Linked DNA regions of Homo sapiens: all the other regions are linked to region 3. Evidence: chromatin loops called from intact Hi-C (ENCODE). Cell type or tissue: PC-9. All regions are shown on one strand.

The links. Hi-C counts contacts between places; a loop is a spot of excess contacts. Peaks named below come from ENCODE experiments on the same cell type or tissue, not always from the same donor. Only the 100,000 strongest peaks of a DNase experiment are listed, where the experiment ranks them.
Region 1: it touches region 3 in a loop (10-fold over the local background); 7 of 110 quality-filtered maps call a loop at or near these places.
Region 2: it touches region 3 in a loop (2.3-fold over the local background); 2 of 110 quality-filtered maps call a loop at or near these places.

The regions. Positions count from the first base shown.
Region 1 is chr9:110,620,693-110,625,692 of GRCh38, reverse strand. It overlaps LOC105376218 (a long non-coding RNA gene), which reads right to left. Exons shown (of 3, transcript XR_007061731.1): 3 at 551-5,000. Among named protein-coding and RNA genes, the nearest start is that of SVEP1, 43 kb to the right of the region's middle. RefSeq lists an enhancer at 4,404-4,573. In PC-9, a CTCF peak has its summit at 2,042 (motif pointing right); a DNase peak (open chromatin) is centred at 2,072.
Region 2 is chr9:110,573,841-110,578,840 of GRCh38, reverse strand. All of the region lies in intron 1 of SVEP1 (sushi, von Willebrand factor type A, EGF and pentraxin domain containing 1), which reads left to right. Among named protein-coding and RNA genes, the nearest start is that of SVEP1, 3.4 kb to the left of the region's middle. RefSeq lists an enhancer at 1-233. In PC-9, no CTCF peak of the experiment used is centred here; a DNase peak (open chromatin) is centred at 2,680; H3K4me3 peaks cover 1,974 bases; H3K27ac peaks cover 526 bases.
Region 3 is chr9:110,348,808-110,353,807 of GRCh38, reverse strand. No RefSeq gene overlaps it. Among named protein-coding and RNA genes, the nearest start is that of TXNDC8, 13 kb to the right of the region's middle. In PC-9, no CTCF peak of the experiment used is centred here; a DNase peak (open chromatin) is centred at 2,517; H3K27ac peaks cover 2,133 bases.

The sequences.
Region 1 (5,000 bases), 270 kb before region 3:
AGGTGTTTGGTTTTTTGTCCTTGTGATAGTTGGCTGAGAATGATGGTTTCCAGCTTCATCCATGTCCCTACAAAGGACATGAACTCATCCTTTTTTATGTCTGCATAGTATTATTCCATGGTGTATATGTGCCACATTTTCTTAATCCAGTCTATCATTGTTGGACATTTGGGTTGGTTCCAAGTCTTTGCTACTGTGAATAGTTCTGCAATAAACATACGTGTGCATGTGTCTTTATAGCAGCATGATTTATAGTCCTTTGATATACCCAGTAATGGGATTGCTGGGTCAAATGGTATTTCTAGTTCTAGATCCCTGAGGAATCGCCACACTGACTTCCATAACGGTTGAACTAGTTTACAGTCCCACCAACAGCATAAAAGTAGTATATGCTAGAGTTTAAGGAACTATTCGATTAGATTAAGGGCTTCATGAAGGATAATGGAGTTAAGATTTTTTTTATTTTAGATTTAAATAATGACAACCACACCAAAGATAAAATCACTATTAGTAACTCATATCCTTTTAGGCATTTTTGTGTGCATATACATAACATATAAACATACATACAATATACACATGCATATCCATTTCTAAAAAAATGGGAAAAATCTTGTATATACTTCTCACCTTTTAAAATTTTTTTAACTTACAAAATATAACTTTAACTTCTACTTGGTATGTTATAGACTTTTCACAAGCCAATGAACATTTAAATAAAATATAATTTTAATTACTGAGTAATATTACATTTTTGATGGTACTGAATTTATATAATACATCTCCACTTGTTGGACATTTAGTTAACTTATTTTTTCTACTGCTTTATTGTTATAAAATATGCTTTGGTGAGACACTTTATCTTAGGATTAGTTCTAAAATGCATTTTATGTACACTATTCTCAACATATTATTAATTGAAAACAAGTTGCAAAATTACTATGACATAGAACGTTGGAAAATGGTACAATTGTTAAATCCAAGCATTCATGAGAACACCAATAAAATATACGTAAAATTCCAGTAATCTACCTGAGAATAAAAAACACAGACATTCATTATTATGAAGGACAAATGAGACATACTACAGAAAAGGAAGAAATTGCTTAAGTAGTGAGAGACTATAATCCAAAAAGACAGGCTGCAAATGAGCAAAAAGATGGAAATAATTGTACCACCTAGAGGCACAGTAGCAAACTTTTGAAGAAATTGAGAGATTTCCTTGGCTAAAACCAAAAGAATATTCCAGAACCACAATAACAGGGAAAGGTAAAATATTTTAAGAATTCATCTAGACAAGAACTCAATTAGAGATCACTATCTGAAACCCCCGAGGTTTCAGCTTTCAGGGGTGTGAGGTCTGAGGTCTGAGTCCTAGGAGATCTGGGAACAGGTGATAGTCAATGTCAAAAACCCCATTTTCTTAGATACAAAAAGGTTTTCTCCTATGCCTACACAAGATACCAAATGAATTCAGAATGTAATTCTCATAGTCCAGGGCAATAAAAAATATATAATTCTAATGGTTACCAGATTGCAGAAGATATTTATTGATGATGTTTGCTGCTAAGCTAACATCTTTCTACAGCACCACATTGTAAGTTTTAGACTATAAGCTGTTCATAGGGTTTTCATACCTAAAGATAACACTGACACCATCACCCACTTTGTAAAGGGAATCAGAGAAATTTCTAATAAACGAGATGCAATTGCTATCACCACTATTTCTTACTAGGAGTTTTCTGTGATAACACAATTGAAAAGTCTCTATAAACTGTCCACGAACAAATGCTAGTATTTATTGGCACCATTTATGGCAGTTGCTCCAGCTTACCCTTCTGCAGGTGGGAGGAGATGGGTAATGCATTTAGTCTTGGGAATTTGGTCTTGATATACCAAGGTAATATCTAATAGGACAAATACAAAACTGTCCAGGAAAAATCCCAAGCTCACACACCTGAGCATTCATACTCACCACAAATAAGGATCTGGGAATAGATGGCACTTGATTTTCTCTTTTGAAGTTCTTCAGAGTTAAGCCACTGGAGGGCAGCAGAGACAGGATTTTAATACACAAACTTCAGTTTCTATTCATTGACCAGTTCATGGATTCATTAGATACGTAAGTGCCCATGAGGTGAAAGGCATTCACCTTTTATGACAGTCATATTGTATGCTTTTTCATTAATTATCTATTAAGAAAGAATATTTGACAGATATTTCTATTTGAATCTCTACTGGATTGAAATCTATATATTTTTTGACAGTACAATTGAGAACTCATAAAATTAGTTTTAAAGCTAGCAAGAAACTTATGGAACACCCATATCTACTATTTCTCTCTTGAACAATGTCATTATCTTTTCTGCTCTATCTCATATATAAAAATGTTAATTGGTTTTCTTTTCTATGTGCTCATTCTCAAAGTTTGGAAAAATATAGAAAAGTAAAAAAATGAAAATAAAATTCAACCCTTAATACTATCATTAGTGTTTCAATACAATGCTTCCTAGTTGAATATGCATAGATGTATGTTTATTTCATTTACATATTTGATCTTAGAATCTATAGAGGTTAAAGTCATAGTATACTAGATTGCCATATCATTATCAATAAATATTTAAAGAAATGTTATTTATGAATAAAGTTGTTTTAGAAATACAGCTGTATACATGTGATACTGAGCAAGCCAAAATATTTTACCCAAGCAAATGCAATTATCTCTCTACTGAACATATTTATTTCTCTAGATTAGTTAATTTGTTATTATTATTCTGCTTCCAAAACAAGAAAAATATATTTAAGTTGATCTTGGAATTGTTTTGTATTTCAGTCCATCATAATGCACTAAAGTAAACAAGAAGAGTAAGTCACACACTCTTCTCCATAAGAAAAATTAAGGCATTACTGATTTAAGTTGGAAATATTTTAATAGTAAATTAGAATTTAAATGTAGTGTTTAAAAAAGAGTATGATTAAGTATGTGCATTTACCATCAAATATTCCAACCCATGTAGTCAAGTGGCAAGGCAAATGAATGCCTCCCTCGTCTTTACACCCTTGCCATTTTGAATGACCTCACTCAGAGAGACAGGAAGAATGCATGGCTCACTCTTCCACTTCCTCATTCAGCCTTTTTTTTACCAAGGTATGCCAAAGTGCTATTTCACATAACGAGGTTTCCAGGGCAAGCAAAGTATATTTCCTGTCCTCAAGGGGTTTACAGTCCAGTAGAAGAGGCAAGGAAATAAATAACTGGCTGTGTTATGTGCTGCAAGGTGGAAAGCATAGGTCACTATGGTCATCTGACTTGGCATTGTTCCTTAGGGAAGGTTTCACTGATAAGATGTTTATGTCAGAAACTAAAGGGTAAAGAAAAGAAGTCAGGTAAAGAGGCCGGGAACGGTGGCTCACGCCTGTAATCCCAGTACTTTGGGAGGCCTCAGGCAGATCACTTGAGGTCAGGAGTTTGAGACCAGCCTGGCCAACATGGTGAAACCCCGTCTCTACTAAAACTACAAAAATTAGCCAGGCATGGTGGTGCATGCCTGTAATCCCAGCTACTTGGGAGGGTGAGGCAGGAGGATCGCTTGAACCTGGAAGGCAGAGGTTGCAGTGAGCCCGAGATTGCACCCCTGCACTCCCACCTGGGTGATAGAGAGAGACTCTGTCTCAAAATAAATAAATAAATAAATAAAAGTTTTTAAAAAAGAAGCCAGGTAAGGAGAGGAGAAAAAAAAATATTTTTGGTGGAGGAAAGAGCATGCAAAGAACTAAGTCTCGAGTGACAGCGAAGTAATTCAGTATGGCTAGACAGTAAGTGTAGAAAGGCAGAGACTAAGAGGGTAAGTAAAAGTGAGACTTTTGTAAAGGGCATTGTAAACCACATTAAGGAGTTAGACCTTTATCCTACAATACAATTGTAACTTTACAAAATTTACTCTGGCTATTATGTGAAAAACGGGTTAGAGTAGAAATTGCTGGATGAAGGGGACCAAGTTGCATCTCTAAGATGATAGATAAATATTATTTTAAAATGACAAGGAAATTATTGATTCATTGCAGAAACTAACATGAAATCTAGACATAGTAGGTGTTTGATATATGCTGAATAAGTGACTAAAAGGATGAATATATTTGTAAACAATGCAACACCTATATTTAGGCTTCCCTGAGGAGGCCATTAGTCCATTGCTATTTCTCCTACCACAGTTTCAGCATCACTTAATACCTCTTATTTATACTTCTGTATCAGTTTCAACGACTTGGAGTCATACACATTGAAAAAATGAGCCACTTAATTTTCCATTACCGCTGTCAAAAACTGGAAGTCTAATTTTTTCTAAATGTATGGTTAAATTTCGTAGAAGGAGAATCTATTTAGTTTATTGGATTATTTTTACTGATATTACTTGCTTAGTCTCCAACTTCCCTTGGAGTGTTTGGGTAATCTAGTCATTTATTAAATGCTGGCTTATCCATGAAACATACACTTCATGGAAATTCATTACATTTTAGAATTCAGATTATAAAACCAGATCTGCATATTAAAAAATTGTTGCATAAACTGTGCACATAGCATATAAAATACTGTTTCCTCAGGCATAATATAGCCACAGGGTCAGAGGGAAAATCAGAAGGGAAATGTCTGATTATAACAAAACATTTATATAGCTCTGTGTTTCTTGAGTACTTCGTCTGCTGTTTATTAAGAAACAAGCTGGGAGGAATGGAAATTCTTCCAACTTATTTTCTTTAAGAAATGTCCATGGAAGTATTTCAAAACTGCCGAGTCTGGAAATGAAATTTTTAAGCATGCCAAAGTGTTATAGGAGCAGATGGTGCTACAGGATTTTTTAAGGATGGAAGGAAATCACATCAAAACAAAAGACAGTAAGACGAGGAAATATTTGAGTCATCTACAGCTAATAATATTTTACTTTGATCATTTTGTATCTGTGATGTTCATTTTAAACTGCTAAAATATGTCTTGTCAATTT
Region 2 (5,000 bases), 230 kb before region 3:
GGTTCCAATGGGATAATGGATTTTAAAACGCTTAGAGGGATGTCAGGCTCCTTAGATAGTCGGCTTCGAGGACCCTGTTAGGAAGGGATCCTTGAAACGCTAATCACATTCACGTTTGTAGGAGCAGACGGTATCCAAGCTGAAACAGGTGAGCATGGTTTACAAAGTGTTTCTAAAGGTAGGACATGGAGTGATATAAACCTAACCCCAATTCTTTTTAAAGTTATGTTATGCTTTCAATGTAAGATTCGTGCCCTTCCTATTTTTGCTCCAATCCTTTATTAGATTTTTAATATCTGGAAGAGGAAGTCAGTTTGGGATGTCGGACTTTTGTAAAGTGTGTCTGTTTTTCTGATTACAAATTAATCCATATTCAGTGGGGGAAAAAGAAACATATAGAAATATCTAACACATAATAGCAAGCCAGTGTTTGTGGACTGAATTAAACAAAAAGTAGGGAGAGGAAAAAAAAACCCTAAAATTTCATCACTTTAAAAAAGCCACTGTTTGCAGGTTGTTGAACAGTTGCCCAGTATGTACATCCATTCATACTTTTAATATCTTGCTGTTTTGTAGCCTACATTTTTCGTTTGTTATATCCTAATTAAAATGTTCTACATTAGCTGCATACTATTCCATTGCGTGCAACAATCACTTATTGTTGGACACTTAGGATTTTTCCTTACTAAGTTATCGTGAACATAAATATTTGTGGACTCCTCTGTTTACATCTTTAGGAAGAATTTCTATAAAAGTTCCTGAACTAAAGGTTATGAACATTTGTAACTTCTTGATACTATTGTCCATTTCTCCCTTGGAGGGTTGTATAAATTTATATTCTCATCAGCAGAGTATCTCAGCAGTAAATTTGCCACATATTCACCAATATCATACTATTCTTTTTAATATCTTTGTCAATTTAAGAGGTGATGGAGGCATCATTTTAGCAAATACACATTTTTGATTTTTGAGGATGAACATTTTCCAGTACATCTACTGGACATTTGTATTTTTTCCTCTGATATTTATAGTTTTTGCCCATTTTGCCATTATAGTGCTTGTTTGTTTTTTCTTAACACATTGGCTTGTTTTTTTTTCTTAATGATTTGCAAAAGTTCTTTATATAGTGAGGCCAGTAATTCTTTTGTGTATATGTTGCAAATGTTTTTCCAGTTCACTGCCTTTTATTTTTGTTTATGGAAATGTTGTTAGATGAATGGTTTACATTTTTATACACTCAAATCTATCAAACATTTTCCTTAAGATCCTATATTTGTTCATAGTTTTAGAATAGCTCTCTCATTTCCCAAATCAGAGAAATAGTTTTCCATGTAGCAGCTTAATCCATCTGGAATTTATTTTTGTGTATGATATGACAAAGAGGTCTAACTTGATTTTAAAAAATAAATAGTTAACCAGTTGTCCCAGCACTACTTGCTTAATAGCCATCTGTCCTTTTCCAATTTAATTGAATGTCATGTTTATCATGTGCTAAATGCTTATGGGTATTTGATCTCTTCCTGGCTTTCTATTTCATCCCATTCTCTATCTCATTTGTATCATTGCCAAAATGTTTTAACTATTGTAACTTTACAACATATTTAAATATCTGGTAGTGCAAATTCTCCTTTTAAAAAATCTATTCTTTTTCTAGTTAATTCTTACCCACTTATTATTTAATATGAATTTTAAATTCATTTTTACATATTACCAATGAAGTCAGTAAGGATTTTGATTTCAATATAGAAAATATTGAATTAACTTGGGGATTATATGTATTTTATAGTAATAATTCTTCCATTTCAAAAGTGTAAGACCTTATATTTTCTCAAAGTCTTAGAATAGCCTTCTCATTTCCCAAATCAGAGAAATAGTTTTCTATTTAGCAGTTTAATCCATCTGGAACTTACTTTTGTGCATAGTGTGACAAAGATGTCTAATTTTATTTTTTAAATGAATAAGCAGTTGTCCCAGCACTATTTGGTTCATATAATTTGCTTAATAGCATTTATGCATATTCTTTATACACATACATTTATACATCTTTAACAAAGTTGTAGATTTTTAGAAGTTAAGTCCTGTATATATTTTTCAAGTTTACATCTAAATATATTCTGTTCAATATTACTGTCATGAATAGCATCTTTTAAAATTAAATTTCAAACAACTTTTCTTGACGTATAGAAACACTGATTTTTAAAAATATGCCTTCTATATTTGGATTCTTGTTGAAGTCTCTTTGATTCTTTTTTTCTCTTTTTATATATATTTTATTTTACTGATAATAAATATTTATTGCAGAAAATAAAATAATCAGGAAAACTATTTCCTGAAAATATACCGTCATAGTTTGGTACATAGCTTCCTTGACTTTATTCAGTTGTCTAGGTAATAGGCATGTTTTCATACATATATTATGCCTAAATTATGTTTACCCAGGAAAAAGGATTCAATTGTACATCCTCTTGTAATTTGACTTTGTATTCCCACCATATATTTCAGTCTTCTTTCCAAAATAAGGAACATATTTCTACTATCATTATTTTTCAGGGTCACAGTTTTCCACTGTAGAATGTGCTTTTGTGTGTGAGTGTGTGTGTGTGTGTGTGTGTGAGACTACCTATTACTATGTATTTAGGCTGTTACAAACATTGTGTAACTAAATCTTTGTCCATATCTCTAATCATTTCCTTAAGGCAAATTCTTGAAGTGCCATTATTGCATCAAAGAATATTCATGTTTTTTTAAGACATTTAATACATGTGTCAAGTTGCTCTGCAGAAAATGGTGCCAACCTGCCCTCCACATGCAGCCCCAGTGTCAGGACCTGGGGTTCAGACCAGCCAGTGCTGGCTAATATCATTTGAAGATTCCATCCCCCACCCCCTAACTTTCTAAGTGAGAAATGGAGTCCCATTTTAAATTGCATTTCCCTATTAGTGAGGCTGAATATTTTAAAAACATGTTATTGTCCATATATAGCTCCTTTTTTTGAATACCCACTAAGATATTTGAGGATTATTATCCAGTTTTTAACTGGGGGTGGCTCTCTTATTGATTTGCAAATGCTCTTTAAATCTTAATGGTATTAACCCTCAGCTGTCAGTGACCCAAGTGTGTGGCAAATATTTTTTCTCAGCGCTTTAATTTTGTTTAAGGTGATGGCAACAAATGTTTTGTTAGTCTACTGGATCTATTTTTTTTTCATTTGTACTGTTTTCATTGCTTATGAAGGTTTAAAGGCTTTTGCCTTTAAGAGATAAATAGCTACCCTAAAAATGCTCTCTGTGTGTTGAAGCAGTCGCGCCAGGCAGGGTATAGTTTTGCAGCTGTAGTTCCCTGTTGGACCTGGTCTCCGCTCTAAATACTCATGAGGTCCTGATGGCTGGCCTTATTCCTAATGCCATGGTCTACTCCATCCAGGAAGAACCCTGCTGCATCAGGGAAAAACCTGCCATGTGCCAGCTCCTCTGTTTGGCTTGGCCAGACTTGCCCGGGGCCTCTGAGAATGTTGATCCAAAACAGTAAAATGGGTAATGAGTCGAGTACACAGTGCTCCCCTCAAGACCTACTCTGTCTTCAGCTTTCCCCTTCCAACTACTACATCCTGTCTTGAACAGAGGAATTGCCTACAAGGTTCCCAGTGCTGCTCTTCAGCCTGGATCCATTTGTAATCTAACAAGCAGGGATTTCTCAAAAGTTTGTATTAGCTGATCTTCCCTTTGACTTTTTTATTTTTATTTTTTCTCATTTTGGTTGGGCTATGAGAAGGTACAAAAGAAGGTCAGCTGGACTCGGCCAGGCGCGGTGGCTCAGGCCTGTAATCCCAGGACTTTGGGAGGCCAAGGCGGGTGGATCACGAGGTCAGGAGATCTAGACCGTCCTGGCTAACACGGTGAAACTCCGTCTCTACTAAAAACACAAAAAATTAGCCGGGCGTGGTGGTGGGTGCCTGTAGTCCCAGCTACTCGGGAGGCTGAGGCAGGAGAATGGCGTGAACCCGGGAGGCGGAGCTTGCCGTGAGCCGAGGCCACACCACTGCATTCCAGCCTGGGTGACAGAGTGAGACTCCTCAAAAAAAAAAAAAAAAAAAAAAAGAAGGTCGACTGGACTCAGTCCCTGTCTAAACTGGAAGCCTACATGTCTGCATTGTAACTTTTCCAAGCCTCTGATGAGCATTCTTAGGTATAACTAAAATATAAGATTTAGAGAAAATTGGTAGAAGATGACCAACATTTAGAAATGGTGTTGGTTGAGGCTTGAATTTTTGCATAGGGATCAGGCAGAAGCATTTAGCTGCAAAGTTAGTTTGAAAATGGTAAGCTATCTTGAATGGGTTTTGACCTGAAACTTTGTACGTTTCATCATGGAAATGAGATCGTTTGTCAGATTCCCACGTGTGTGCAGAGTGGTATTATTATAACTGATTGTGACCTAGCCTTTGTGTGAAATTGAAAATCACAGGGACATTTCTGAGATTATTAATTACTCCCTGGAAAAATCAGTTTTTCAAACCTTTTCTGTTTGAAACTGAATGCTCACACAACTGTTCACAGACACAATCACAGGCAAACACATAAACATGTATGGTGCATAGGCACACTGTGCAAGCGCACAGTTACCCCTCAGTCAGACATCTTATTCCTCTTGTATAAAAACCGCGAGATGTAGAAATTTTCTTTAACAACATGAAATTTGCTGTTATTTCTCAGCAGATGGGACTGACCAAACAAAAAGGATTAACAGTGTTGCTTCTCTTTTTAAATGATTATTATTTGGTGTCAGAATTGGACAACTCGAGGGGTAGTATATGAGTGGGTACTCACCATTATCACACCTGATTTGAATGGATAAAGTGCAGTGTAGACATAGTCTCTTCAGAACCACCCCCTAGCACTCTTCAAAGAGTGCAAGGACTAAAGCAGTGAATTCTGTAATTAGTACACAGTCAATAGCCTGGGGGAAAGTTTAGCACCTTGAACTTAATTACATGAAATCCT
Region 3 (5,000 bases):
TTTGTGTTTTTGCAAATATGGCCTAAATAGGTCTGAGAGGAAGTACTATCTACTTCTAGTCAACACAAAAGAAGTAAAAGTTTTTCCATTAAATCACATTTATTAATCAGGAAAAACTGAACAAAGACTGGGTATTAGATGAATATTTGGAATTATTGTTAATGCCTTTGGTTGGAATAATTTTGATTATTTTTAAGATCTTGTATATTAGATAACTATACTGAAGTATTTACTAGTGAGATTATGTAAATGCTTGGATTTGCTTTCAAATCCCCCCAAAAGAAAAAAGTGTATAAGGAGATGGGGAAGGTGAATATAGCCAAAGCAAGCGCAGCAAAATATTGATAATAGCTGAGTAAGGAGTAGATGGGAGTTCAGCATATGCTCCTCTCTACTTTTGTGTATGCTGGAAATTTTCTACAACCAAAAAATTTGTTTAAACCACATTTACTGACTATGAGGTAATGAGCCTTGTGTCGATATTCATGAATCTTGGAGTAAATACATTGACTATTCAGTCCACAAATATGCAAATGCATGGTATCTAGGAAACCCATGGTCTGCAATTATAGAATATTAAGATGAATCCTTTCTTAAAAAGACAATGTATCTGGCTTGCTCTTCTTTTTTTTTTTTTTTTGAGACAGAGTCTCACTCTGTTGCCTAGTCTGAAGCGCAATGGCGTGATCTCAGCTCACTGCAACCTCTGCCTTCCAGGTTCAAATGATTCTCCTGCCTCAGCCTCCTGAGTAGCTGGGATTACAGGCATGTGCCATCACGTCTGGCCAATTTTTGTATTTTTAGTAGAGATGGGTTTTCGCCATGTTGACCAGGCTGGTCTCAAACTCCTGACCTCAAGTGATCCACCCGCCTTGGCCTACCAAAGTGCTGGGATTACAGGTGCCCGGCCTCAGGGCTTTTATTAATATGTAAGATCCCTGAACTTAGTTGCTTTATCCTTCAGGCTCTGCATCACTTTACACACATCTCTATCAAAGCACTTTTTTCTTTATATCATGGCTAGTTTACGTGTCTGAATTGCTTTGATAGCAAGGTTTATTTCTCATGGATGGGTGCAGTGATTAAAAGCACAAGCTCTGGAATTTGACTGCCCATATCCAAACCCTGGTCCTTCCCTTTACTAGCCACGTGATTTGGATGCCTCTTTCCTCATTTGTGTAATGGAAGCAATAATAGGGCCCACTCTTACTGATGTTGCTGTAAGGATTAAGGGGTCTCACAAACAATAAGTACGCACACAAACTTATGAATTTTATGCTTTAGTGTCCTTAAAAGAAAGGCCAATATTGAGAGATGTACTCTGTCAAGCCCTTGGAACTGAACTTGAAGAATACTCTTGTCCTTGCCCTGCTGTGCTGTGCTATCAATTTGCCAAGACAATCTATTTTCCTATAACTTACCCACCTGGTGTCCCTGCTGTCAACACAATACCAGTGACTCTCCCAGTGGAATTTTACAGGCTTGGTGTTGAGGATTCTTACTCAGGTATTAAAATAAAGCCTTGGGGATTAATAAACTCTTGACAGAGTCAGCTCACCATATTCTCAGAGCAGTGTCTAGGTAGCAGTTAGACTTAAACATAAATCACAAAATTCAACAGAGTTAAGCTATTTAACTTACTGTTTTATTCATCCAATATAAATATAATATGCATTTTGCATATCTTAACATCTCTGAAATTGGAATGCATCTTACAATAGCATGGCGTAGTATGATTGGCAATTTAATGATTTATCTTACAAACATGATATCTTAGGTTCAGCAAGAACTGATAAGATTAAATCTTTGCTGGGCGCAGTGGCTCATGCCTGGTGGCCCAGCACTTTGGAAGGCCAAGGTGGGTGGATCACCTGAGGTCAGGAGTTCAAGACAAGTCTGGCCAACATAGTGAAACCCTGTCTACTAAAAATACAAAAAATTAGCTGGGCATGGTGGCGGGTGCCTGTAATCCCAGCTACTCAGGGGGCTGAGGCAGGAGAATCACTTGAACCCAGGAAGCAGAGGTTGCAGTGAGCTGAGATCGTGCCATTGCACTTCAGACTGGGCAACAGAGTGAGACGCTGTCTCAAAATAAAAAATTTAAAAAAAAAAGAAAGAAAAAAAGATTAAATCTTCAGAACCTGGCATTGTATCAATATAATATTTGGCATATGGAAACCTACAGGCTTAGGCAAATTACTGGCCAAAGACTCAGCGGTTTTTTTCTCTACCCAGAAATAGAGTATTTTCCAGGTCTGTGAAAAGCCTTATGGTGTTTTTCTCTAGGGCTATGTTCTCAAAGCCCTGCTGTTTCTAACAAAAAATGATCATCAAGATAAAAAAACAACATATGAGCTCTTTGAAAACCTGAGCCTTGATTTGAGAAAGGCTCTTTCCTAAGTGTCATCGTTTTGGTTTGTATGAGTCATTGTAGAATGCCACTCTAGATCTTAACAAGTCCTCTCCAACCCCCACCCCATTGGTTTCCCTAATAGCTGAGTGGAGAATATAAAAAGGAGGAGTTGGCTAGATCCAGCTTCTTCCCTGCTAAGATGCCTCTTATAATAGAGTCTTTCCCTTTCATACATTTAAACTTCCTTCTCCACCCAATATCAGCCTTGTCATCAAGCTCCCTGGTGATTCACATCCACAGGCACTGGAGGCCTGTCTTTTTTGGCAGCAATATCTAGGCTACACCCTACACCCTTACTTTGCCTTCCTATTGCTGATATGATAATTTCTCCTGTTTTTCCTGGTATGATGACCTTCAGCTTGACATGCTCTCCCAGGAAATGTGTCCTTCCCCAAAGCAGCTTCAGCAGTAAGAATCTTAACTAGTCAGTATCCTTGACAGCACAAGTCTCTGCAATGTTGTGACCAGAGGAGGAAAAGGCATTAGTAAAGTCCTTAAGATCCTTAAGGACCAGGGCCTCTCTTGATTTTCACATTTTACAAATGAGGCTCAGAGGGTGAGGGACTTACCCAGAGTGACACCATCACTTCTAAGAGAGTGAAGAACAGAACCTTGGCCATCACCTCCAGCCCTTCCTTCAGGAGGATGTGCTTCTTCCCTCAGTTTAGATTCTCCCCAATCACAGTCTCAAAAACAGCAGATAAATTGCAATCCTGGACAGCTATCATGCTCTTTGTAATCTTTCCGGATTATAATAAAAGGGTATGAGAATGCACTGGACATCACTGTCATAATACAAAAGGTGGTGACTCTATAAGTGTAGCAGCATGCTTGGAAGTAGAGCTTGAAGGTACATGTGCATATGACTTTATTTAAGATTAAGAAAGAATCAGTTGTCTGCATTGAAGCATGGAGGGTATGTGGAAAGGGTAACAGCATGACCCAACCTATGTCCTTGGCATCCTCACTCAACCAGGCAATAGGTTCCTCATCTTTGACCCTTTGGATGCCTTCCCCATTTGGAGATCTTCCCTGACTAGGTCCCTTTATCATCCATTCTTTATGGTAAAATTATATGACATTGACTTGGGGATGAACTCTCCTTTCCCATGCTAGCAAACATCTTGGCTGCATTCCCTTTTGAACAAAAACACATGGGAACACACACACACACAATCCCAAAAAGTTTCAATAATTTTGTCTCAAATAAAGGCAAGAAACCAAAACTTAACAGGCTTAGTAATAGTTGGGAGTAAAAAGAATCTGGCATTTGCCCCTCTTATTCCAACTTAGTCCTCTTGCTCTCCAGAAAAGTAGGAGGCCTCCCTGCCCAGACGATCGTGATGTTCCCTCATAGATGTTCCCTAAAATCAAGGAGAGAGGCCCAGTCCAAGTCCCCCCTTCTCTCCTCTTCCCATTTTCCTTTCAACATTTCTTTTCCTCCAGAAGTCTCCACCTCTCTCCAGCTCTGGATCCTTAACATGAGACATCTCTGCAATCTGTGTTGTGAAGTGACTTTTGACATTTGTTGTCACTGTCCTTCCCTGCCAGGAATCCATGTCCCTGCAGTTGTCCTGTGCTCAACATACTGGCTTATGACATGCTACTAAGGAAAAAGAAGCCCTTTTCCCACCCACTCATTGTTGCAGCAGTGTAGCACGATGATCACCAAGGATCACGGCTCACATTCCCAACATCTTATGAGGAGTGTGTGTGGGGAGGGTGTGGTGGCTTACACCTGGAATCCCAGCACTTTTGGAGGCTGAGATGGGAGGATCATTTGAGCCCAGGAGTTCAAGACCAGCCTAGGCAACATAATGAGCCCCCCATCTCTGCAAGTAATAAATAATTTTTTTAAAAAACTAGCCGGGAATGGTGGCATGCACCTGTTGTCATAGCGACTCAGGAGGCTGACTTGGGATTGCTCAAGCCCAGGCAGTCAAGGCTGCAGTAAGCCATGATCATGCCACTGCACTCCAGCCTGGGCAACAGAGCGAGACCCCATCTCAAAAAACCAAAAAGTGGTAATATAATCTCCTCCGCATGTCTACATTGGCTTTGCTTCTTGTTTTGTCTTTTTTTCTTGGGGAGAGGGGAATTGAGGGCAGAAAGAAAGGAAAGCAGCTAGGGAAGTGATAGAGGGAAAGGAGTGCAAAAGATTTTGATCAAGCACCAAACTGTTTCCAAGTGACAGGGCTGGGTGATTAAGCACCAACTACAGGACCAAGAACTGCTCCCACAAGGTGTTTGTGTTTCCAGAATTCATATTAGGCAAGCCAGGAATCACAGGCCCTGTGCCTTTCCCACATCCTGCAGCACATGCCGTACACTCTGGTAGAATTCTCGATTACAGCAAATGTCCCAAGGAGCATCATTCAAAAAGTAACAGTGGTAAAAGTCTAGAAAGTCACAAGCGATTGAGCTACATACCTGATCATCAAAGAGCTTCTAGAAAATTGGACTCACATACACTAAAATCTACCTCTTCTATGACCCAAACACTTCTTTTACTTGTTTCACATCACATGTGAAAAAGTGTGGATTGAGACCCCCCCACACACACACCAAAAAAAAGAGAGAAGGTAGC